3 separate regions of the Mus musculus genome follow, and regions 2 and 3 are each linked to region 1. The links are chromatin loops, found by intact Hi-C in ENCODE. Cell type or tissue: heart. All regions are shown on one strand.

Evidence for each region. Peaks named below come from ENCODE experiments on the same cell type or tissue, not always from the same donor. Only the 100,000 strongest peaks of a DNase experiment are listed, where the experiment ranks them.
Region 2: it touches region 1 in a loop (2.6-fold over the local background); 5 of 42 quality-filtered maps call a loop at or near these places.
Region 3: a loop joins it to region 1, with 2.5 times the contacts of the local background. A loop is called at or near these places in 25 of 42 quality-filtered maps.

The regions. Positions count from the first base shown.
Region 1 is chr7:113,246,547-113,254,546 of GRCm38, forward strand. The region is part of intron 2 of Arntl (aryl hydrocarbon receptor nuclear translocator-like); the gene reads left to right. All of the region lies in intron 2 of Gm33721 (a long non-coding RNA gene), which reads right to left. Among named protein-coding and RNA genes, the nearest start is that of Gm33721, 11 kb to the right of the region's middle. In heart, a CTCF peak has its summit at 4,350 (motif pointing left); DNase peaks (open chromatin) are centred at 3,135, 4,355 and 4,705; H3K27ac peaks cover 4,001 bases.
Region 2 is chr7:113,163,519-113,171,518 of GRCm38, forward strand. No RefSeq gene overlaps it. Among named protein-coding and RNA genes, the nearest start is that of Gm33659, 16 kb to the left of the region's middle. In heart, CTCF peaks have their summits at 3,860 (motif pointing left) and 5,391; DNase peaks (open chromatin) are centred at 1,413 and 3,783.
Region 3 is chr7:112,916,320-112,924,319 of GRCm38, forward strand. No RefSeq gene overlaps it. Among named protein-coding and RNA genes, the nearest start is that of Rassf10, 34 kb to the right of the region's middle. In heart, a CTCF peak has its summit at 3,692 (motif pointing right); DNase peaks (open chromatin) are centred at 1,752 and 2,402; H3K4me3 peaks cover 532 bases; H3K27ac peaks cover 611 bases.

The DNA of each region.
Region 1 (8,000 bases):
GGCTGCATTACCAAAGTCCACCCCAGCATAGGTGACAGCTTATAAAGCTGGGAACCTGGAACACAATGCACAGCCTGCTGACAGCTCAACGCATTGGAGAGCATCCTTTCCAGGTCTTTCAGTTGGTCCAAATTTCTTCCAGGCAGCTTGGCTGGTTGAGCTTCTTCCAGGCAGCACGTCTCATCCCAGTTTTTGCAGCTTTGCTTGTTTTGAGTCTTCTTTGCAGCTGGCTTCGCCTCTTCTGAGAGGAACGATCAGCTTTTATTGTTTACTCTGATGGGGAGGTACCTGATGAATCTGGTTAGTTTCAGGGACTTCCTGTCACTATTTTGAGTTGTTTATCTCCCTGCTTAAGGAGCTTCCCTGTAGGATACAATGTTTCAATCTCAGAGGAAACTGTTACATAACACTCAGACTTTTCTGGTCTGGTTTCCATTCAAGTAATTTCTCGTCTGTCTTTTAAAATACTTTAAAAACAAAACAAAACAACCCTGTTCCCTCTCCTTAGTCTACCCAGCCATTGACCTGTCCTTACAATCAGGTTAATTTCCATTACCAGTCATCACTACTTTGTCTTCTTGTATACTGTGCATTGTATTTCTCTAGACCAGAAATCCAGAAGGAGGGTCCTTGTTTGTTATTCCCACTCCTCGGGGGCTTTAAAGATGAGCTGTGATGAGTCTGTGGCTGAATTAGCATATATACCAACATGGTGTCTGTTCCGGTATTGTGGTTCCAGCAGACATTTTTCAGGAGGTGAGTGATGTTGGTCAACACTTTTATTTTAGAAAGCCAGCTGGTGGCAGTGTGGGGGCTGGACTGTGGGAGGGAGGTGGCAGCAAGTCTTCAAAGGCTGGTAGAACGGTCCAGGAAATCAATGCTGAGGCAACAGATGACAGGACTGGGAGACTCTCTGAGGATCTGTGATTTGTGTTGGGATAGTGTGGTGGGGTGAGCTGGTATGGAGAGAGGCAGGTAACTAGCTCGCCCTGCTGTTTTTCTCTCCATGAAAACGTGCACTGAGGATGTATTTTATGTAAGGCTATTGGCTCTCTGAGCACCTCTCTGAGGAGCATCATGCAGAGCATTGGGTAGCTCTGTGCAGAGCACTCTAAGGGGCAGTCTGGGAAAACACCTCTATAGATGAGAGCTATTTTTTTTTTTCTCTAAGAACCTAGTCCTCTCCAGTTGTGATGATAGTCGATTATCTCTGAGGAAGCCCAGTCTTACCCTTAATTTAGTTCACTTAATAGGGGTGCAGGTCTTGAACTCAGAGTATCCCTGTCTTAGCCTCTTGACAGGCCTGCACCTCTTAAGTCTGGCTGCATCCTAGTTTCTTAGGCCTTGCTCCAAAGTCTCCAGTGGTTATGCTGAGCCCCGTGAAGCAAAATGCCACTGTCTGTAGAGGCCACCTCTTGCCTCTGCCATCCCTTCTGGTCCCTGTGGCATAGAGATAGCATAAGCAGCTACATCTGAGTGCTTCCAGGGTGCTAACTGTGGTGTGAAACAGCTCATGTGCGTTCTGCTAGCCCTTGCCATCCTTAAGAGCATGGACTCAGAACCAGATGGATTGCAGCTGAACCTCAGCTCACTGTAGCCCTTGGGAATGCTACTCCAGTCTCTTCAATTTTCTCTTTCCAGATCTGGAAAATGGACGTAACCTAGAGAGGGTCCATAGACTTACTGTGAAAATTAAATGAAATACCCTCTCCCAGGTGTGGTGGCTGAATGCCTCGTAATCCCAGTGTTTGGCAGGTGGAGGCAGGAAGAGCAGGAGCTTAGGGCCATCCTGGGATGTAGAGTCCGTTTGAGGCCAGCCTAGGCTACACAAGGTACTGCCTCACTCCCTCCACCAAACACAAAGAAGGAAAGAAAGGAAATAACATACACTTACTGCTTACAGTGAGTTAAATATTGCTCTGTCAGTCACTGATAGCACATTGCAGCTATGATTATTATCACCATTAATATCCTATTAACATCACTGCACAGGTAGCACCCTGCATTCCTTTTACCCTGTCCCATACTGCTGTTCCCAAGTTCCTCTTGTCTGGGAACTTCTGGTCCCCATGTTGGCATTCCTGTTCTTTCTCTGGGTGCGCCATTTGTCCGTATCATAGGACAAATGGCTAAGCTAAGCTTGGGTAGCTAACATCGTCATTGTGTATTGCCACTGACTAAAAAAGCCTCCATGGTTGGATTGTCCACATAGGAGCTTGTACAATTTCCCATACTCGTCATTGTCAATCCATGTGCTGTGAGAAGCAGGTTCCTCCTGGGTGGTCATTTATGTTGTAGGGTTGACTTAAATTAAGTGTCACAAAAGTGACAGAAGAAAGTATGGAACTCCTTATCCTTTCAGGGAGTGTGTGTGTGTGTGTGTGTGTGTGTGTGTGTGTAGGATTACCTTGTGAAGCTGGTAGTGTTTGTAAACACGCCCCCAAAAGAAGAAAAGTACCCACAAGCCTGGCTCTTTCATCAGGGACTGCCCTCAAGCCTGCCACTTCCAGCTGCACCTCCATACCCAGGGTCAGGCTGTGTACTCTCTGTCTCCATGTCTTTGCTCCTTGGCAACTGTGGAGGGCTTAGCACATCTAAAGGATGCTGTGTCTAAGGGCCGTAGCACGTCTTGGTAGCATTTGGAAATACCTGCTTCTGATGACATTTGCGACTTGCATTTATTTCTCATAATTGGGAAATGGATTCACGTACTAGCGCTAGCCTGGCCGTTTGGTGAGCTGCACCTGCTGCTTTGCACATGAATTCAAGGCAGAGCTTGCAACTAGCAGACAGCCTGGTGTGCGTGGGGGTGCTCGGCCCAAAATATCAGATGGATTGGAGTGTTGTTGTGGTGTATAGATTATAATGGGGATAAACTTAGCTTCTGCAGAGATTAATGTTCTCAATTCAGGTCAACTCCAGTTGCCACTTGTCAACTTAAAGACTTGGGGGATTTCAGTTTTAAACATTGTGTTCCCCTCTCTCCCTCTTATCTATTCAAGTGTCTGATTCTTGGGTTGGGAAACGGCAAATTCCAAGGACCTTACCACTGCCAGGCCCAGACTTGCCTGCGGGCCTTTCTTTGGAACTGTTCCAGAGAACCGTGGAGTAGCCTGCTGTTGCTAACAGCGACGGCTATGATGACTGTCACCACCAGAGAGGAGGCCCAGAATTCTCCACCCTGCTCCGGCTGTGGTTGTCAGTGCTTCTGAAGATGGGTCGGGACCTGGATTTGGGTTGCAGGAGCTGAGCCTGGCGTATATTAATTAGGTGGTTGATGGAAAAGTTCTTCCTGACGAGTGGGTTCCTCCTCAAAGGTTGTTACTCTTTGCTGCTTCTAGATTCTAAAAGCCGTGGGTGCTCACTGTAGAAGCAGGGTTGGAATGTTGCATGCCTGGCTTTCAAATTCATCCCCATTGCTTACTAAAGATGAGCAGACAGGCACCCTCCCTGAACTTTGCTTTATCCCATTGTGCACAAAGACCAGTTTCATAGCATTGCATGGGGGCTCTCCTGTTCCAGACCCCTGCTGAGGTCTGTGCACATGCTCATTTCCTCTGTGGGTATGTACAGAGTACTCACTGAAGGCCAGAGATGTTGCCGTGACTCTGCCGAGGGAACCAAGCAAAGCAGAGAGAGTGTCTCTGACCTAATGCTCAGGGGCTAAGAGCAAACACTCATATGTACATGTTAACAGTTAATAGATAATAGAACCCTGTGACACATACAATGGTGGAAAGGACCACTTTGGTTTGAGGCCTCTCTGAAGGGGTTCAGTGCTTTGTGGCCCCCGCTTCCCAGCATTCCTGGAGGTCCACTTCGAAACCCTGTCCCTATAACTATATTGGTCTACACTATGAGTTTTGGGAGCCGGCCCACATTAACACCTCAGTTCTCTTTTGAGAGGTGCCAGCTCACCAAGAGGCTGCCATTCAGAGTGGATCCTTCCCTTCTGGGGTGGGAACTGGCTCCCAGAGCATCTCACTGGCCTCAGATGATGCCCTTTGAGTCCACACCCAAGTGAGCCACCAGCGAGCAGGGAGCCTCCTGTTGGGAGGCAGATTGCTTCTATTCTAGCCTGAGCTCATTTTGCTCCACACTGCTTGGAGCATCCTGGTTTCTAAGGAGCTGGAAGTAATCTCAGTGACACATGGCGCTCACAGACTGCTTCTTAGGCAGTCCTTTAAGGGCTCTGCAGTCTGGTGAATGCCAGAAAGCACTGATGTTTGAGCTGCTAATCAGTAAACCCAGGACCCTGCCCCATGCACCACTGCTTAGGGTGTGGTGAGGACTTGTTGAAGGACCATTTGAGTCTCTGCACTGGGTAGTGGTGCCCCCTGCTGTTCACGAAGCAGCTGTACAGCAGGGCCTGCAGTATCTGACTCACCTGTCATGTTGACAGCTGACCTACTTTTGTTTGACCTTGATTTGTTGAACACAATTAGAAATGCTGCTGGGACTGCACTTCGGCTGCCTGATTTTAAAAGTCTCAGTGTGACAGCCCTCCATCTTAAATGGACACCCAGCCCAGGCCAAAGGATGGTTGGGCGCATAGTGAGTTTTGCAGTAACCTTTGAATTGTAATTCTATCACAAGGAAAAGGCTTAATTCAGGAACACAGATCTGTTATTTGGGACTGGCTGTGAGGCCAGAGCAGCAGGCCTGGATTCCTTGCTACAGGCAGCTTAATCAGGAAATGGCCTAGATGGCTGCCTTTCAAGTAGGTCCTTGCAGTAGCTTGGCAACAGGCACAGGGTCATAATTGGAAGAATTTGGCTCTGAGTGTCTGTGGGTGTTTACAGTGCACTATAGGGCAGGGCTTCTCTTATTTATAGAATATTTAGAGCACCGAGCAGCAGAAGGCTGAAAAGCCACTAAATCTCAATTTAATTTTAACAAATTCTATCTTTCCCTTCATCCCAGAAGGAAGACTGAGTTATTAAAAAAACAGTTAAAAAAATCACTGCAAAGCTTGCAGAATCTAATTATGGGGTTGCCAGCATCAGCCTGCAGCCACTCTCGAAGGGCTTTGTAAATCAGCTGTCCATTGAGTCTGTGAACTTACATGACTTCGGTTCTTCATTTAGATGTAGAGTGAAAGTATTGGCAAGTGAGGACTGATCAGGAAAAACTTCTGGTCTAAATCAGGAGACAGAAGGGATAAATATAGCGTGGCGCACTTCTGCGTCCTCGGAGGGAGATAAAAATCACTCTTCATTGTCCCTTATACTTAGCTGCACACACACACACACACACACACACACACACACAGATCCCAATATTCTAACCACCCATTTCAGGAGTCTGGCTCATTGCAGCAGCAGATCTGTGCCACCCTGAGGAACCACTGGGGTTGTGTTGTCTTGTGGGCCCAGCACTGGGTGAATGTTACCCTGTAGTCTCAGGAAGCCCAAAGCCTGTGCATTTTTGGCTGTGGTCTTGTAGCTAAAGCCAGGAGGATCTGCAGAGACCCTCAGGTTCAGTCCCACCATACTGTAATCACTATTCCAGAGGGGATGCTGCCCAGATTAAAGTAAGTCACAGCAGAAGGGGTACTGGGGTGGGGGGAGCTCCAAGCTTCCTAAGCTCCCAACAGTGCCCTTTTGTGTGACAGACACTCAGGACCAATGACTAAACTGATTTGTGTTTTGCACCTCTGGGGGTGGAGTGGGGGTCACAATCCTAGAAGACAAAGACACTAAGGGAGTTGAATAGTTTTGATGGGTAGGAAGAATGAGTTACAATGGACACCATTAGTCATGTGCTAGGGATGACAAGAATGGGAATTCTGACAAAGGTGACTTCGGTTGATCCTTGACGTCCCCTCCCACAGAGAAGCTCTATGGTCGCTGTAACGTTTCCTCGTGGAAGCAGGTGCAGCACATGTGCTGTGCATGTAGAGGAGGCACGCATGGGGCAGACATCAGTGGGCACAGTGGGGGTGGACCCTGAGACTCTAGGGATGCCTGAGGGAATTGCATAGGGCTATAGACGAGAGCCAACAACTGGTGCATAGCCAGGACCAGGCACCCTGGGTCCCACAGAGTGCCTTTTTGTTAGACAGCTGGTGGGTAGCATGAGTCCTGCCAACCCCACCTCAGCAGAGGTTAATTCTTTCTGGTCACTAATGCCAGTGAACTGGACTTGGTGTGTGAAACCTGTGTCTCTTTCTTGCCCTGAGGCTGAGAGGGGCAGGGGCCCACCAGAGACCTTTCCGAAGGAGGTGACTATTAAGAGACTATTAGTGGACAATGCTGGAGGCCATTGTCTTAGAGGAAGGAGGCAGGCCAACCTGCCTCCTTAGACCTTAGAGGAAGAGGTAAAGGCCTAAGTGAAGCTGGTAGGAGAAGAACAATGAGGTGAGGAATGGTTCTTGGTGAATGGGGGAAGTTGTAACCAAAACTGTGGGATTTGGTTACAGTCGAATGAAGTAAAGGATAGAGGAATGGAGAGGCTTGAACTGCCCTGCCAGGGCTTGGGCAGATCCAGCTGTGGGCAGATCCAGCAGCCTAGCTTACTAAGTACAGTCTCACTTAGTGGAATTTTAGCCAGCCTAGCCAGAGATCCTCCTAATGTCACCAGATGTTGCTAGAGGCAAACGGAGTACCTGGGTGTCCCCAGAGTTGTTTCTGTGCCGTCTTTTTCTCTCTCCCTGTCTGACACCCACAGCCACTCTCAAGTGACTGAGCTGAGACTATGTGAATGACCAGAAACGAGTACAGGAAATACTTGGAAAATGGTCCACTAGCTATAGTTCAGGAAATATAATTTTTTTCTTGAATTGTTTTGTTTCAATACAAACAACATTTGTTGGCAAATAGTCCCTAGTTCTAAATTTATTTTTAGTTTTATGGTTTATAAAGGCAGCAGTGCTCCCTAGATACCCACTGTTGGAGTAGTACTCTCTTCTCCACCACCCTCCCCCTTGCTCCTGGTCTTTTCTCTGTCTCTGTCGTAGGAACTTGCTTTGTGCACGTGGGCCCAGAAGGTACCCACTGGTAAGACCTAGGGCATGTGTCTGTGGTTGTGTGGTGAAGCAGTGGGGAAAAGCAGAAGGTGAAGAACCCTGGATCCTTTGTAGAGAGGATGCTGTAAGTGAAGTCAGGGTCCTGGCTTCCAGGGCCCATCAGAGCATGTGAGATAGGCTGGCCCTCTGCTTTGTACTTGAGCCCCCTCCACCATCAGCCCAGTAAATGAAGCTGACTTGAAGTCCCCCAAGTAGAAAGTCAACAGGATGATGTCCTAGCCCAGGCCTCACTCTGATGCTACCCCAGCACCCCAGTGGTTATTTAGGAAATGTGTTTGGTTCTTTGAACCGTAGCTGGTCACTGGTGCTGTGACTGCAGAAAGTGAAAGCCCGAGGGAGGGCTGTGTGTGCCACTGCCAGTCCAAAGTCCACCCCGCTTTCCTTAGGCCTCCCAGCCACACCCTTGCCATCAGTACTTTCACAGTTTATTGAAGCAATAGGTGCTTCAGTGGAAGGGGCATCCGAGGTCACTTTCCCTGGCCTCGGACTGGTACAGGCAAGCCTGCCTATATGGCACATGATGGGCCATCTTATGGCCTCAGGCACCTAGCCACCAGACATCCATTCCCTCTTCCGGACACCGTTGGCATGTAGAAGTTTCTTCTTTCTTCTGACCTCCAGTCTGCTTGCCAGTGTTCCCTCCTTGACCTACTTTTGCCCCTTGTAGCCACACAGAACAAAGATCTGTAGGCCTGGCATGGCTCCACTTCACAAGCAGGAAAACACAGCTCCTAGTCTCTTCTTCTCTATTCTTATGTGTCTCTCCAACCATTCCTTTAGGAGTTATCTTATGTGCATATGTGTGTATCTCTGTGTGGTTATGAGCATGTGAGCACAGATGCCAGCAGCAGACAGAAGGTATTAGATCCTCAGGAGCTGGAGTTAGAGGTAACTGCAAGTCATCCAATGTGGGTACTGGGAACCAAACTTGGGTCCTTTGCAAAACAGCAGTTTGCACTTGCCTTAGTTAAGG
Region 2 (8,000 bases), 83 kb before region 1:
TTGTTAAGAAGACGAGGGTTCTGATTTGTTCTATATGCCAGGAAGGCCTTAAAGCGGGGTTTTAGGTATGGGGTGGATCATGAAGGCAGGTAGAGAAAGAAGGGCTCACCAAGCTACCGTGTGTGTGTTGGGGAATCGATGTGTAGGTGAGAGAGGAGGGATTAAGGATTCTCTAAGTCTACTTTCTTTACCTCCATAGGATGCACCTGAGCTCAGCTGCACTCTAGGGGTGGATGCTCGGGACGCTTTGGAGATCCTACAATGCAAACGAGGCAATGAGGCCATGTCTACTCTGCCTAATCTGTCAGTCATCTGTATCTATCAGTTCATTCTATCTATCATCTATGTAACTATGTGCTATCTATCTAGCAATAGTCTATGTATCTATCTTTCATCTATGTATCTATGTATCTGTTTATGTAGCTATTATCTATGTATCTATCATTTATCATCTATGTATTTATCTCTATCATCTATGTTTCTATTATCTATATATCTATGTAGCTATCTCTCATCTCTATATCTATGCATCTATGCATCTGTGTATCTATGTATCTATCTATCATCTACGTATCTCTCTCTCTCTATATATATATATATGTATATATATATCATATATATATATATCCATCTGTCTAATATATCTATCATCTATCACTGACCAATCAATCTACCATCTAAATCTCTCAATTATCTACAATCTTTCATCTGTATCTATTGTTTATCTTTAACTGTCCATTTGTCTCTCATCTATCTGTCTGTCTATGACATGAGAGTGGAAGAAGGACTGTAGGGAAGGAGGGAAGTACCCAGAGGGAAACCACACAGAAAACAATCTGTAGCATTTCTTCTTCTTTGTGGACTCTAGATTTAACAACACATAGGCATACACGTAGGGAGAGAGATGGCATGTGTGTAGAAGTGAGGTGATTTTGGAGTGAAGAAGGGGACCAATGAGAGGAAGGAAAGAAGGGAGTGGCAGTCAGGGTCTGTGTGAGAAGATGCAGTGATATGCAAGTCCGAAAGTGTTATAATAAAAACATAAGCAAAGGGCTGGAGAGACCTCTCAACCAAACTGGCTGCTCTTGAAGAAGACACCAGTTTGGTTCCCAGTACCCTCATGACAGCTCACAACCATCTGTAACTTTAATTCCAAGGGATCTGATAGCGTCTTCTGGTCTCCTGGGGCATCAGGTGCATACATAGTGTACACAGTATGTGCAGGCCAATTCTCTCACACAGAACATAAATATCTATTTTTAAATAGGCATAAGATCCAGGGCCTTCCTGCCTCCCACCTGCCTCCCTACACTCCCGCTCTGTCATCTCAGCTCCCTCCCTGCTTAGCCTTGTGGACGATGGAGTGGGTGGCCAGTGACTCACAGTCACCATTTTCTGCTCCAGGAGCACTGCTTCCTCTGCATTCCAAGACAGTGGCAGCTTTCCAATAAATACACTTTAATGGCTTGACTGATTGGACAATAGAGAAAAATAGCCAGTGTTGACCTCTGACCTCCACGTGAACATGCACAAGGCTAGCACATCGATACAGAGCACACCACCACCACCTCTTTGGTTGGTAGGTAGGGGAGACTAGCAAACAGCTTAGTAAATTCTTACAGATTTTGGAGATTTCATAAATATTAACGCAGTAACATCCCAACATAGAAGCAAATATCCTTTATCATTACAAAGGTCCAGGAACAATCAAGCACTATGCTATGTGTCAGGTGGACTGGACACCACTTGACACCATAGGGCAGTTTTGATGATTGGCCCAAGACCATAAAGAACATCAGTGAGAAAATGGAGGATAATATCTCCAGTTTCCCACACCTCATACTCTGTGCAGGTTAATGGTCTCCACCTCACATTTGGACACTAGGGAAGAAAGCGGCCCTTGGAAAAATAAAATGCCACTAGCAAAGAAATCCATCATTACAGATACGCCGAGGGTGTGTGTGTGTGTGTGTGTGTGTGTGTGTGTGTGTGCGCGCGCGCGCGCGCGCGCGCGCGTGCACGTGACTTTGAATAAGTAATTCATCTTGCTGAGCCTTAGAGTTTCCTTTCTGTAAACACAAGATAACACATGCCTTTCCTGTGGGTAGATAAAATGTTGTCTAGAAAGTGCCTACTGTACCTGCATGACTGGCCACTAGAAGCTGAGTATTTTGTCCTCCCCTGTATCATGTGAGGTGACTTGCGTGGCAGAGAGGGGTGTACTCACCTCTGAGTGTGCCACTAATGTTGTATGTCTTCCTCTATCACTGTCCACATGATTTTTGTTTGTTTGTTTGTTGTTTCTTTTTTCTTTCTTTTCTTTCTTTTTTTTTTTTTTTTTTTTTTTTTGGTTTTTTGAGACAGGGTTTCTCTGTGTAGCCCTGGTTGTCCTGGAACTCACTTTGTAAACCAGGCTGGCCTCAAACTCAGAAATCCACCTGTCTCTGCCTCCCGAGACAGGGTTTCTGACTCAACCTAGAGCTTGCCAATTTAGCTAGCTGGCTACCCAGCAAGGCCCCAGAATCCATCCGTCTCTGCTCACCCCAGCATTGGGGTTACAGATACGCACCACTGTGCCCCGTTTTACCTGGGCACTGAGGATGTGAACTCAGGCCCTCAAGCTTGTGCAACAAGCGCTTTAGCCGCTGAGCCAGCTCCTCGGGCCCTAATATTAGCATACCCTTAAATCACACAAACACTTAAAAATAGATGAAATGGAGAGATCTTTTAAAATATCTCCAAGTTGGAAAAAGAGCCTTTGTTCGCTGGGGATTCAAATGATGCCTATATATACATATGTATGGGGACCCAGGGACATATAAAAGCTGACACTGACAAGCGCAGAGTCTGTGAAAATGCCAGCCACTCTGCTGTAAATCTGCTCTGGGGGAGGACAGCGACATTACCAGGAGATTTTTCTCCATTTGAAAATGTTACCGCTCACCCAGGGAAAGCCAGAGGACGGCATGGGGACAGTTGGAACCAAAAGCTCTGACATTTCTTCGCTGACAGACACTGTCAATGAATTCAGAAGCTCCACTGCTTTATACAGCATTGAGTTAGGGAAATGGCCTATTACAAAGAGGCCAAAGACAGGCTGTCAACGCCTAGGTTTCTGCTACATTTCTTTTGTCAAAGACTGCCAGAAAGAAGGGTATATGTAGAAATGTCAGTGGCATTGATCAAGACACATCCATGATCTGTTTTTAGGATAATAGGTTCATACTACTGAGTTCTGTGTGCCCAGAACTCGACTTGGGAAACATTATTAGATCCCCACAAAGTCCCTAAGAGAAGTATCACCCCACTTTGCAGATGAGCAAACTGAGCTGCCAGAAGTAAAGTGACTTGTGGTCTCACTGAACCTGGTAGTGAGCAGAATAGGGCTCCAGTCCACAGGGTCAAGACGGCACCATCAGAAGGATGAGAGATGGGTTGGATGTAGGCAGCAGAAGGAGAGGCGACTATGTGTGGTGTCTCCAGCAACAGGACTGTCAGCCAGGAGGAAGTCCAGTGACTGTGAACATTGCCCTGAAGGTTTTCGTCTGAAGCACTCGCTACTCAAACACTCATCACCCCGCCTCTTAAAGTGCTCACAAAACCTTGTGTACAAATAAAGTTATGATTCCTGCTTTCCAGATACAGAACCTAGCACACAGTAGGTGCTCAATATATCAGAGCTATCACCCGTGTGCAACGCTGCTTCCACGTCTCATAGTAGTCACTCAAACAAGAACATATCGCGGCAGGCTTTCCCGAGCACTGCAGACCATCTGCAGAAGGCTGCCTCAGCTGCACAAACTGCCTGCCCTAGGGTCTAAGATATGTTGACACTGACTGTACACTCCCTCTAGTGGCAGTACCGTGTACCCTTCCTCAACTGCTTTGATTTTTTTTTTCCTTTAAAAAACATTTTATTTATTCTGATTAGGGAATGCCATGCATGTTGGAATGTGTGCATCCCTGTGCCACAGAGTGCATATGGCATTCTTTCCACCATGGGCTCAAACTTGCATCACCAGACTTGTGAGACAAAGCACCTTCACCTGCCAGGATGTCTGGCGAGCCCTTGTTTTACTTTTCCATGGAGAGGGCAGATCTGACTAACTGGCAAAATGAATGATGTATGTGGCTGGTGCATCAACGCTGGTCATCAGAATTGCTATGGAGACACAGAAAGCAACCCACAAAGTGTTATGGTCACTGCTAAGTGTTCCTGGGAGATTGCCATGTGTGGGCATGCAGCTTACTTTGACATGCAAAATGCCACAACCAAACTTGAATTAGACAAAATTACCATCTCCCAGGTTTTGTTTGTTTGTTTGTTTCTTTGTTGGATATTTTTTAGTGGAAACAATGTATCTGGCACCATGCAATAGTGGAAACAATGTATCTAGCACCATGCAATGTCATCCTCTCAGAAGCTATATGACCCGAACCCAGAGCCTGGGCCCTAGCGCGTTGTGCTCAAAGAACCCTAAGTCAGTTCAGATATCTAGGGTGCAAACCTACTCCTCATCTATGGAACTAGGGGTGACATGTGGGGGTGTGGAGGTGCTAGTGCCATGGCACTTGTGTAGGAGTCAGAGTACACCTTGCAGGAACTTATGGTCACCTTCTAGCATGAGGGCCCTTGGACTTGAACTCGGGTCTGAAGACTTGGTAGCAAGCCCGTTATCTACTGAGCCATTTCATGGAGCCCATGGTTTGTTTTCCTTTTAAGGTTTGAGTTCTTCATGTATCATACGGTTGAATGATCTTTGGTGCAAATATTTTCTCTGTGTATTATTTGCCTTTTATCTTTACATTGTTGTTTCACATTTTTAACTAGCTTAACATTAATTATAGCCTCTAATTTTAAATGGTTTGTAATATCCCTCCTTTGCATGGGAACTGAGATGCTTGTCTCCAGGGAAGCGCGTCCGTTCTGTTTTGCTTCTTCTCACTCTTAGCTTTGAGATCTGCTCCTTTTAGGCTGGGTGCTGCTACCAGATTCCACTCTGCCCATGGGGAGTAAGTCCTCGTGGTTAGAGTGCCTGTTGTGGGTCCATATCAGTCTCAGGGTGATGGCACGGTGCAGGTCTGTGAACAGAGCTTTTGTACCGGAGCGCCCATATCACATGAAGCTGAGCTTTTGGTGGTAGCCCTTTGCGTGGCTGTGCTGTCTGGCCAGGTCGCTTCACCATCTGGGAACCTTCTTTTGTTCTACCAAAGACGAGATGCAGACACATTAGGATAGAACAGCCAAATGCCAAACTCAGTTTGGAAATTCCTTACTTTAGTCTGATGTTCAAGATGATCTCATTTTTAGTGAGTCAGGAAAAGGAGTGGCGCTATATTAAACGTCTCATTGCAAATCACACTTGGCTAGATGTACCAGAAACTCGGTAGCCATTAAGAGGACTGGAGTATCCCTGCTTAGAAAGACAGGGGGCTGGCTTTTGTCTATCTTTCTCTTTTTTATTACTTTCATTTTTCCCTCTTTCTTTCCTCTTCTTTCCTTCACTTATTTAGTTGTTTTTGCTTTTGTTTTGAGACCGGGCTTATGAAGCAGCAGCTGACCTTTATCTTGCTGTGTAGCTCGGAGTGAACTTGAATTCTCAGTCTTATGGACTCTTCTTCCCAAGTGCTGGGTTCATAGATATGTGTCTGACTGTCCGGACATATTCTAATTTTTCCCAATAGATTTTTGTGTATATTTGTTCCTACAAAGAATATAAACCAGTTTACCTTCTCCTTTTGTGAGGGAGAGAGAGAGAGAGAGAGAGAGAGAGAGAGAGAAAGAGAGAGATTGAGCACTTTGGGAAAGTTAGAGATTGTCAGGTCTCACACAGCATGACCTCAGATCAAAGGAAAGGAAGAAAGGAGACTCCTATCCGGTACCCTCTAGCTATAAGCTGTGTCCTCCAGGTAGGCAGCTGCATGAAGTGGCTAATCACTGGCTTCTTCCACATTGGTCACAAGCAAGAGTTCAGGTTCTGGTCTCCAAGAGGCTGGGCTTGACTCACACCCCAGCTGCACTACTAACAGGCAGTGTGAGCATACAACAGTCAGGCTCGTCTGCAGCATACTGCTCATGTGTACTAAGCTTTGGCTCTCGGGGAAGGTGAGAGTACATGGTATAAATAATGCAGTAGATAGCCTGAAGTCAAAAACCCTCAAAGCCTATTGGCAAAAGATTGCAAACTAGGCTGTGTTTAAAGCAGTTGGCCTTAGAGCACTGAACCTACATTTGAACTAGGGTACCCAAATATTTTATCTGTTAGGTAATGTCTAAGATCATGGAAGTTTCTGGAGGTTTCCAAAGACACATCCACTGACTTCTGAGATGTTTTAGACACCACACACAAGTCATTCATGACTCTCTGAGCAGGTGCCACATGTCTTACTTGTCCTAGCTGGAAACAGCCTTTGACGTGAGAGGCAATGGTGGTCTCCTAAGGATGTGGAGGGTTTCCTGGAGACTGGACAGAGAATCTAGTGCTGCTTCTCCAGGCAGACCACAAGCCACTAGGCCTTAATCCAATCGTAGTAGTCAGCTTGCCATGCTATGGCCCTCTCCCGTGGGTGTTTTCTGCTTGTGTTACAGTCACTCGTGGCCCATGTGGATAAGAGTTTGCTGTTCTCACAACCACCTTGAGGCTAGACCTACCTGTGCAGAGCCAGCCAGACAACTCCAGGAGTAAATGAGGAGGTCAGTGCCACAGAGGTGCTCACGGGTTGTTCTCCAGAGCATGGAGGTTTGCCGCTGCCTTAAATGTCCCACAAACCCCAGGGTGTTAGCTAGCTAGGCTAGCCCTTTCACAAGTGTTAAAATCACTTCATCTGTTTTTTCCCAATCCTCTTGCTATCATTAAAGCCTCATTCTAAATAACTGTCAAAGAATTGAGAACCTTCTGGAAGGTGGTACATAGTGTTTATTTTGCTTAAACGATGTTTTCTTCATAAGAACTCTCTTGGGCCACAGATCACTTCAAGCCACCTTGACTCTGAGCTCGTCAATAATTGGTGACATTTCTCCCATGTTCATTGTGCTTTTGACACTGCACCAAGTTCTGGATTTGAGTCATATCACTAATTCTCAAGACAAAACTCTACACTGAAGGGTCGTCATCACCCCAGTATAGATGAAACGTGAATTGAAACAGCTGGTCCATGGCTACCCAGAGAAGGCAGACCCGGGGAGTCAACCTCCTCTTGCCCATACTTTCTAAAAAGAGATTTCTTTAAAAGAAAGAAAGAGAGAGAGAGAGAGAGAGAGAGAGAGAGAGAGAGAGAGAGAGAAGGAAGGAAGGAAGGAAGGAAGGAAGGAAGGAAAAGAAAGGAAAGGAAAGGAAAGGAAAGGAAAGGAAAGGAAAGGAAAGGAAAGGAAAGGAAAGGAAAGGAAAGGAAAGGAAAAAAACACCACCACCATCACCATTTTGGCTTTTAGAGATTCAGAAATCAGCCTGCCTCTGCCTCCCAAGAACTGGGATTAAAAGTATATGCCACCATGGCTGGACACTCTTCTTTAAATGTGTGTGTGTGTGTGTGTGTGTGTGTGTGTGTGTGTGTGTGTGTGTGTGTGTGTTTATGAATGCAGGCACTTGTGGTGACAGCTCTCTTGGAGCTAGAGCTACAGGTGGTTGTGGACTGCCCGGCATGAGTTCTGGAAACTATTCTTAGGTCCCCTGCAGCGTCAGCCAGTACTTTTAACCACTGAGCCACCGCTCCAACCCAAAGCACACAATCTTAAGCAATATAAAGACAAAATTTGGATAGCTCTAAAAGTCAAATCCCCAGCCTCTAGCACAAGGCAGTCCCGCATGATCAAGGGACATTGGACAGTCAGCTGGCTGGGGAGACTCTGCCTTTCTAAGGACTGTCTTAGAACACCTGTTCCCTTCACTTTCATTGCATCATTCAACTTAGCACACACACACACACACACACACACGCACACGCAAATGCTCTCACATGCACACATACGTACAGCACATACAAAATTGCCTATCGCTTGA
Region 3 (8,000 bases), 330 kb before region 1:
GGATGACCTAGTGAGACCCAGTGCTCTCCATGTGCCCCTTAGCTACTCGTTTATCTTAGGAAGTGACCCCCTCGAATCTTTTCCTCATATTTATTTCTTTTAGTCATTGAGTCTTGGGAGGGTTTGATATAGTCTGGATACAAGCCTGTTTTTGCATAGATGCCTTGCCAATCTTTTCTCCTTCTCTGGCTTGCCTTGCAGTTTCTTAGCTTGACCATTTGAGGAGCAAAAGCCTTAAATCACAATAAAGCCTGTTTTATCTTTTTAAAAGATGTGATTCCTCTCCTCCTCCCCCTCCTCCTCCTCCTCCCCCCTCCTCCTCCCCCTCCTCCTCCTCCTCCCTCCTCCTCCTCCTCTCCCCTCTTCCACCTCCCTCCACCTCCTTCTTCTCCACTTTCCTCCTCCTCTTCCACTCCCCCCTCCTCCTCCTTCCTCCTCCTCTTCCTTTTTCTTCTTGAAACCTCATTTTAATCTACCCATGTGAATACATGGGAATTCATTCGACTTGTGGCCTGACTCTGTATCCACCATTTGTAAAATTGTTTATTAAGTTGAATAGCTTTTTGTAAAGAATTATAGGACCTTGTCATCTGCAAATTTAGACAGTTTGCCTCTCCCTTCACAATAAAAGTGTCTGTCTGCACCCCTTACTTTTAACACAGGATCTGACCCTGCTGACCTGGAACTCCTGTGCAGCCCAGCTCACTTGTTGCAATTCCCCTCTGCTCCTGGGATGCTGCACCTTCATGCCCACCTTCACTGGGGCTTTCTCCACTGAATTCCAACTAGCCTTATTTTGTAGCAGTGGCTTCTTTCTAAGGTGTTTTTGTCCTTAGCTGAGACGCTTCCTCTCTTCCTGAGCATGCTCGGTTCAGGGGTCAGCCAGCGGCAGGATTGGGTAGCATTTAGAGAGGGCTGGGGACAGGGTGTCTCAGGCTCCCAACCTTCCTGGTCTGTCAGCTGTCATCGTTCTGAATGCAACCTTCTGTTTCAGGGACCAAAATGATGGCTGCTTTTCACCAGTCCCAGCAGTAGCTCATACACCACTGGGTACCCCCAGGCTCAAAGAGCAGAAGCAGGGAGGGATCACACTTCAGTAACATCTCTGCTTCATGCCTGGCTTTTCCCAGAGCCTGCCTACTGGCTTCACTCTTCAGTGCTGTCGGATAGCTGCATTTCAAGTGGCGTCCACCCAGCAGATGTGTCTGTAATCATTTCTGTGAACAGAAGTCTTACTGAGTGAACATTGTATCAGTTCCCTTGATGTGGGAGTTACATTGTCTTTTCCTTTTTATAGTTGCTGAGTCTTCTCATGAGGTCAGTCTCGAATCTAGTCACAAAGTAAAGGGAGTTTGGATTAATTTTTGTCAGCACATCTGGACATTTGGGCACAGAGGTGGGAATGAGGTTAGAGGTCACGCTGTGCTTGCATACCCTTCTCTCTTTCTATTCAGGAGGGCCATAGTCCAAGATTCTCATTGACTGTGTGAAACCGCAGTTTCAAAGATGTCCTAATTATAGCATGACCACAGAGTCCCAGAGTTGATGGATCCTCCCACACTTGATGCTCTCTCTGGTGCTCCAGGATGCTGTTAAGTAGAGTTAAGGTGACTTGAGCACAAGCATGGAGATATAGCAGAGTTAGGGTGATGGCTTACTAAGTAACAAACGGTTAGGTAGTATATACACTGTGGATGCCCTGGACAGAGGGAACAGTCATGCCCCAGGGAGGATGGAGCAGCTGGAGATTGCATCACAGTGTTCAAACTGGGATGTAACTTAAAACCTCATGAGTCGATTATTTGTGAAATTGTCCGTTTGCTCTTCTCTGACTGCAGCTGATGGCAGGCAACAGACTCAGTGATTAAAAACCACAGGGTGGGGGGGGGGGGGCAAAACCACCAACAGAAATGGACGACTGTCGTCGGCTGTACGGAAATATTTATTGGAAAATAATACGTAATGCACATAATGGCCTTGACGTCAGTGAGCACATTAATGGGAAACAAAGAGGCAGAGAGAATGGAGAATGGAAAGTTAGACAGAAAAAAGCAAAGATGGAAACAAACAGACGGAGAGGTGGGGGCGGAGGGAAGGGAGGGAGGAGGCAGAGGAGGGAGAGTGAGAACGGTGACCACAGAGAGCCCTAGGACAAAGAAACAAGGCTAAGGGCTTTTTCACATGGCCACAGAGATAGACACGGAAGATGAGCCCTGGCGCTAGGTGGAGTGTGCGCATGCCCAACCCTTGCCTGTCCTGTCACTCAGGAGCTCTGACCTTGTGAGCTTTCCTCCCTCCCGCTCCTGTGACAGCTGCCTGTCAGTCTGTGTGGCCAGGAGACGTTAAGAATAGAAGCTGTGCAGAAGCCAGGGATTCTCTGAACCAGCACAGTTGATTTTGTGATGCCCTCAGGTCCAGTCTGAGGGAGGCTCGGTGTGCGCGGTCCCTGGGTGCTTATGCCTCCGTCTGGAGCCTGCGTGATTTCCCACTGCTGCTAATCTTGAGCTTCACTCCCCTTACACATCACCAGTTCCCCGAATCCACTCCAGGCTGCCCCACCTCACTGCCAAGATTCCCTCACAGAGATGCCCGCGCCATGCCCCGCCCCCACCAACCCTCCTGGCGTCTTTCTGCGTCGTCCTTTTTCCTTCTTCCCCAGATGTACACCGAGTTACCTTGTAGCAGGTGACAGCAGTGGGCCCATGGTCTCTTTTGGAATAATCTCTCGGAGAATTTTGTTAAGTGAATTTTCTCACCCTATAGTCTTAAGTCTCCTCTGTCCTCAATGTAGCTTTCTCTGTTCAGAATTGACATCTGAATCTCTGCTGGACCAGCGCCTAAGACTGAATTGACTCCCAGGGCCTGGACGGGGGTACTGAGATTTTGCCTACCCCCCCCCTCCCCGGCCTTAATAGTGAGTTGGAAAGAGGCTGGATTTGTGATAGAGTCTGCTCGAGAGAATTCTGTTTACAAGACCATCCTGTTAGGGAGAGACTTACCTCCATCTACTATCTTGCAACGTCTGGAAATCCTTCAGGGGATTAGTGGCCCAGGAGTTTAATGTCAGGAGCAGGTAGAAATGAGGACATCCTAGTTTCAGGGCATAAGGCACAGGTGGACATAAAGATGTCACCTTTATAAGTGCCCAAAGCTTAGCTTAATACCATGTTTTAAAAAGAAAACCTCCTGTGTTTCTTTTTAAAGGTTTTGTCTTTGGTGTGTGTGTGTGTGTGTGTGTGTGTGTGTGTGTGTGTGTGTGTGTGTGTGTGTGCATGTAAGAGAGACAGAGACAGAGATACAGGGACAGAGACACAGAGAAACACAGAGACAGACAGAGACATAAAGAGACACAGATACAGAAAGACAGAAGGGGTAGATGGAGACAGAGAGAAGAGGGGAGAGGGAGGCAGAAGGAGGGGTAACACTCATGGAAATCAGGGGACAACTTGCAAGGTCACACATTTTACCAAGGTCTTTGGGCCCCTCAGACTATACAGTCAGGCCTGGCACTACCATTTCTGGGGCTATTTTCAGAGAAGTAGAGCAAGTTTTGTATGGCTGGGCCACCTGGGGCCACAGGGTTCTTGGAAATTAAAAAAATAAAACCAAACCAAATCAAACCAACCAACCAAAAAAAAAAAAAAAACAACAAAAACCCACTTTAGTACGTTCCTCTTGTGGACAGCAGAGGGCAGCAAACTGCCATGTCAACACTCCTGGAAGCCGGCGGCTTGGATAGAAGAGACTACTAGGGTTGGTTGGCTTCATGTTTTTAACCATTACAAGCACATGCTGGTAACCCCAGAACTTTGGAGGCCAACCTGAAAGATCATGAGGTCGAGGACAACTTGGGCAACATAGTGAATTCAGCCAGCTGTCTAAAATTGTCAAATAACAACAACAACAAAAAAAAAAACCCTGAAGCCAAGGGACTGTACATGATGCTCTTGGCTCCATTCCAGCACACTGTGAACCAGGTCTAGTGTCCTACACCTGTAACCCCAGCACTGTAGGTTCACAAGTTTAAGGACATCTTCAGCTACATAGCAATTTCAAGGTTAGACTGGGATGCATTGAGACCCTGTCTCAAAATAAAACAATGCTCTCCACCCCCAAACCTAAAACAGAACAAGCAAAACCCAGAACCCCTCAGTCAAGGTCATATGTGTGGTTGCTATTCCTGCAAAACCTGAACTCTTTCGAAAGCTCTTTTGACCTTGACAGTGGGAGCCAGCGAAGGGTGTCCAGTGCAGGGCTATGCTGCCTATAAAGAAGACAGACCCCTTCAAAGACTTCCCAAGTAGCTGGCATCGGTCTCCATGGGGCTGCCTCTCATCCTGACAGTTTTCCAGCAAGGTCTGTATTGCCATCTCTCCTTTCCTAAGGAGGGCACTGGACTCCAACTTGGGCAATTTTTCAACGGCTCATAGCTATGAAGTAGAATAACATGGATTTGAATCCTTGTCTACTGACTTTCTAAAAAAAAAAAAAAAAAAAAAAAAAAAAAAAAAAACAATGTCAGCTCCACAAATCCAATCTCTAATAAGATAGGTATAAGAACGCCATCTCGCCTCCATGTGCTGTAAGTGAGAATATGTGTAAGACGGCAATCCCTCAGGCTGTACCCAGTTCTGTCAGATCATTTGTTCTGTCGGGACAGCTGGCACCCAGATTATGCCCGTGCTCTGCTGGCTCATCTCTCTCTACCAAGTGTGCTGACTTCACACAGAGAGAGCCAATTGACAACAAGGAACCTTGTGAGAAAAATGACACCATGAGATTTGGCCTGTAGGCAAGTTTGTGTGGACATTTTCCTAGTTCATGATTGATGTGGGAAGGCCTAGCCCACTGTGGGAGGTGCCCTTGGGCAGCTGGACCTCAACTGTATAAGAAAGCAGGCTGAGCAAGCCATGGGGAGCAAGCTAGTAAGCAACATTCCTTCGAGGTTTCCAATTTGGTTCCTGCTCTGCTTGAGTTCCTGCACTGGCTTCTCTTAATGATGGACTAACACATACAAGCCAAATTAGCCCTTCCCTCCCAAAGTTGTTTTTGGTTGCTGTTTTACCACCGCAGTAGAAAGCAGACTGGAATGGTAAGAAGGGCCTACGCAACCTTTTGATTGTTGCAACCCCACCTCAGTTCACTCTGCGTCCCAAAGCTCTGAGGTTCTCAGAAGCTCATCATTGGTTGGAACCCCATGAAAATGATCCTTCTACTTAATCTCCTACACTTCTGGCAGCCTGAGACAGTTTTGTTTCGATGGGTTGATTTAGAAGTTACATAGAAGACTCAGTCACTCCTGAGGTAGTCCCAAAGCATATCAGAGTCCAAAGAAGATGGAGCTGTAAGTGTTCCTATGTAATGGAGGTGAACTACAGATTCCAAGGCATACCCATATCAGGTAGAACTCATCAACGAGACAAGCAGAGTCCATATAAGAGACAGGACATGTGCCATTGCTGAGTCCATGATTGTCACCCAGCTGAGGAGCGAGGCTCATGGCCTGCCTGGATTTAGCTTTGCCTTGCCTTTGTGGTTATAGATACAAGCAAGGCTATGTCTGACAATGGCTGCTGTACACAATAAGTGGGAGGGGATAGCATTACCTAGTCTCAAACCAGACTCTCTGAGCATAGCAGCCATTACTGCCTTCAAAGCAACTGTAACGGCCCACGAGAGACCATCAAGATGTCCCTGAATGAGATGAAGCAGTCTCATTCAGGGCCAAGCAGGGAATGAGCTGTCCAAAGAAGCTGAACATGGAGAGGAGACTAATCTAAGAGAGTCTGTGTGTCATTTCTACATGGCACCCACACTCCCTTGAGCTTTTATAATACCTTTTGGGGTTCACCAAGCTCTTACCCAAGGTTCTAGCCACTCTTTCCTACAGCCCCCTCCCAGCTGTATGTAAATTTGGCCCCAGAAGCATGTGGTCGCTGGGTCTCTGGAGGTGTGTAGAGGAGGTGTATAGAGTATGGAATGTTAGCCAAAGGTCGACTCCATCTACGCAGCTACAGGAAGTCATCATCCGTGCAGGTGTGAGACTTTTTGGCGATGTGTTGCCTTGAAGGCACTCAGGTAACCTCTCGCTTTCACCCTGTAACTCACCTCTCGCCTTTGCCCTGTAAACTCTGTAGATGCATTGGTGGCAAAGTTGGACTTTGGTGGGATTGTTCCAAGATGTTGATGCCCTAGCTGAGGTGCCATGTTTGATTACTACTCCTCAGGAAGAGTTTTCTACAGCACCCATAAGCTGTTGGTGGTATTTATCCCATGGGATTGTAAAAACACAAGTGAGTGTGGATGCCACGCAGAGATGACACCCAGGGTCCCCCGCTTAGGTGCTCCGATTCTGTGCTCAGCTCTTTGTTTGGACAGCACGTCTTCTGTTTGTTCAGAGGCTGCCTCGCCTCAGGCTGTGCTTTCTCAAACCCCCAGGTACTTTCAGAAGAAAGGCAGCCATGTAGACTCATAACCAACGTAAACAAAAATGAGCCCCAAAGCCCTTTCGTAGTCCCCATTGTGTCTCTGAGCTGACACAGCTGACCTTGCCTGAGTCGCTGGCAGAGAAAAGCCCTGCTCGTTCCCAGGGTAGACCCAAACAAATGCTCTCTGTGAATGGGGGAAGGAGGTGGGAACCACTGAGTTTCCCACAACATGGGAGTTCCCAAGAGTGGGCCTCTCATAGCTGCTCTCTAGGGACAAAGCTGGACCCTCCCCTGCTGAGCTGGGCAGTGGCCAAGAGACCTTTTAGCAAAAGATTCCAGTTTCAGCCAGCTCTGATTAGTTGGCACCTGTAAGTTCGATCCTTTATGAGCAGAGGTGCAAGTCTGGCCAGAAAAGGGGCTGAGGAGGTGTGAACATTGCAGAGTTCTGAGAGAGGGGAAACCCTGTCCCTCCTTCCAATGAAGGCCTACGGCTCAGAGCCCAAACCCCAGGCCAAGAGGAGTGTCATGCTTGGGGGTCACACTTGAGGAGGCCAGAGAGTTGCAAATATAGTTCACCAATGTCACCTTAAGGCTATCTTCTATGGTCATGACAGTGTATATTGTCTTAGGGCACTAAGTAGAGTGCACATTGTTTCTACCCTGGAGCCAGGCTTCAAAGGCACTTTGTCACTGGTCCTACACTTAGAGCCAGAAACAGCATCCATACTCCAGGCTGTGGGCGCAGGTGCTTGGGAGGAGGGTGGAGAGCTGCCTTTATCAAAGCAGCCACCACCTGCAACTTTAGAAGCTGCTCGCAATCCTTTGTGGAATGAGGTTGGGTATGAAAGTCGATAAGAGCAAATCTGATTAAAGTGTTATCGTGACAGTGTAGATCACTGTCAAGGGATCTGAGACAAGGAGGCAGGAAGGGGTTTGTGCAGGAAAAAAAAGAAAACCTTCCAAGTGCTAGGCTCCTAGGGATGGAGGCGCTGACTTGTAGATCTGGAGGGGTGATAGGGAAGGCAGTGGGGTGGATCTTGGAGGCACATTTCCTAGCAAACTGCCTGTCTCTGTTGGTGGGTGGCCTGGGGCAGACTTTGGGGCCCAATGAGGTTAAGTCCACAAGGAGAAGGGAGTAGAAGGGGGCCTGAATTGCCCTTGAGAGGAGCCTGCTGTTCTCAAAGCAGACTGAAGACTTAACCCTTGACTCCCCTCTTCCTGTTCTTTCTTCTCCAGCCTTTGCCCTTGAACCTTGGAAGCCCCAAAGGGGTTCAAGTGGCATTCCGCCTCGCCCCTTTCCTCAGCCCTCTGCCACTCTCAAGTGGAAATTTGAAGTCCCTTTCTTCTGCCCCTTGCTTTGATGGAGACAAGCTCTCTCGCCTCCAATCTTATCTTCATTTTATAAACCTCTCCTAAATTCTTGTTCCATGAACATTTCTTTAAACCTGGGCTGGTCTGCAGGGAGCCAGACCTGAGAGTCCTTGGTTACTTGGCTGATATGACTATAGTCCCTTTTCAACCCTAGTGTGCCACTACCCTCCTTAATGTCCTCAGTGCCTTCTTGCTCATCCC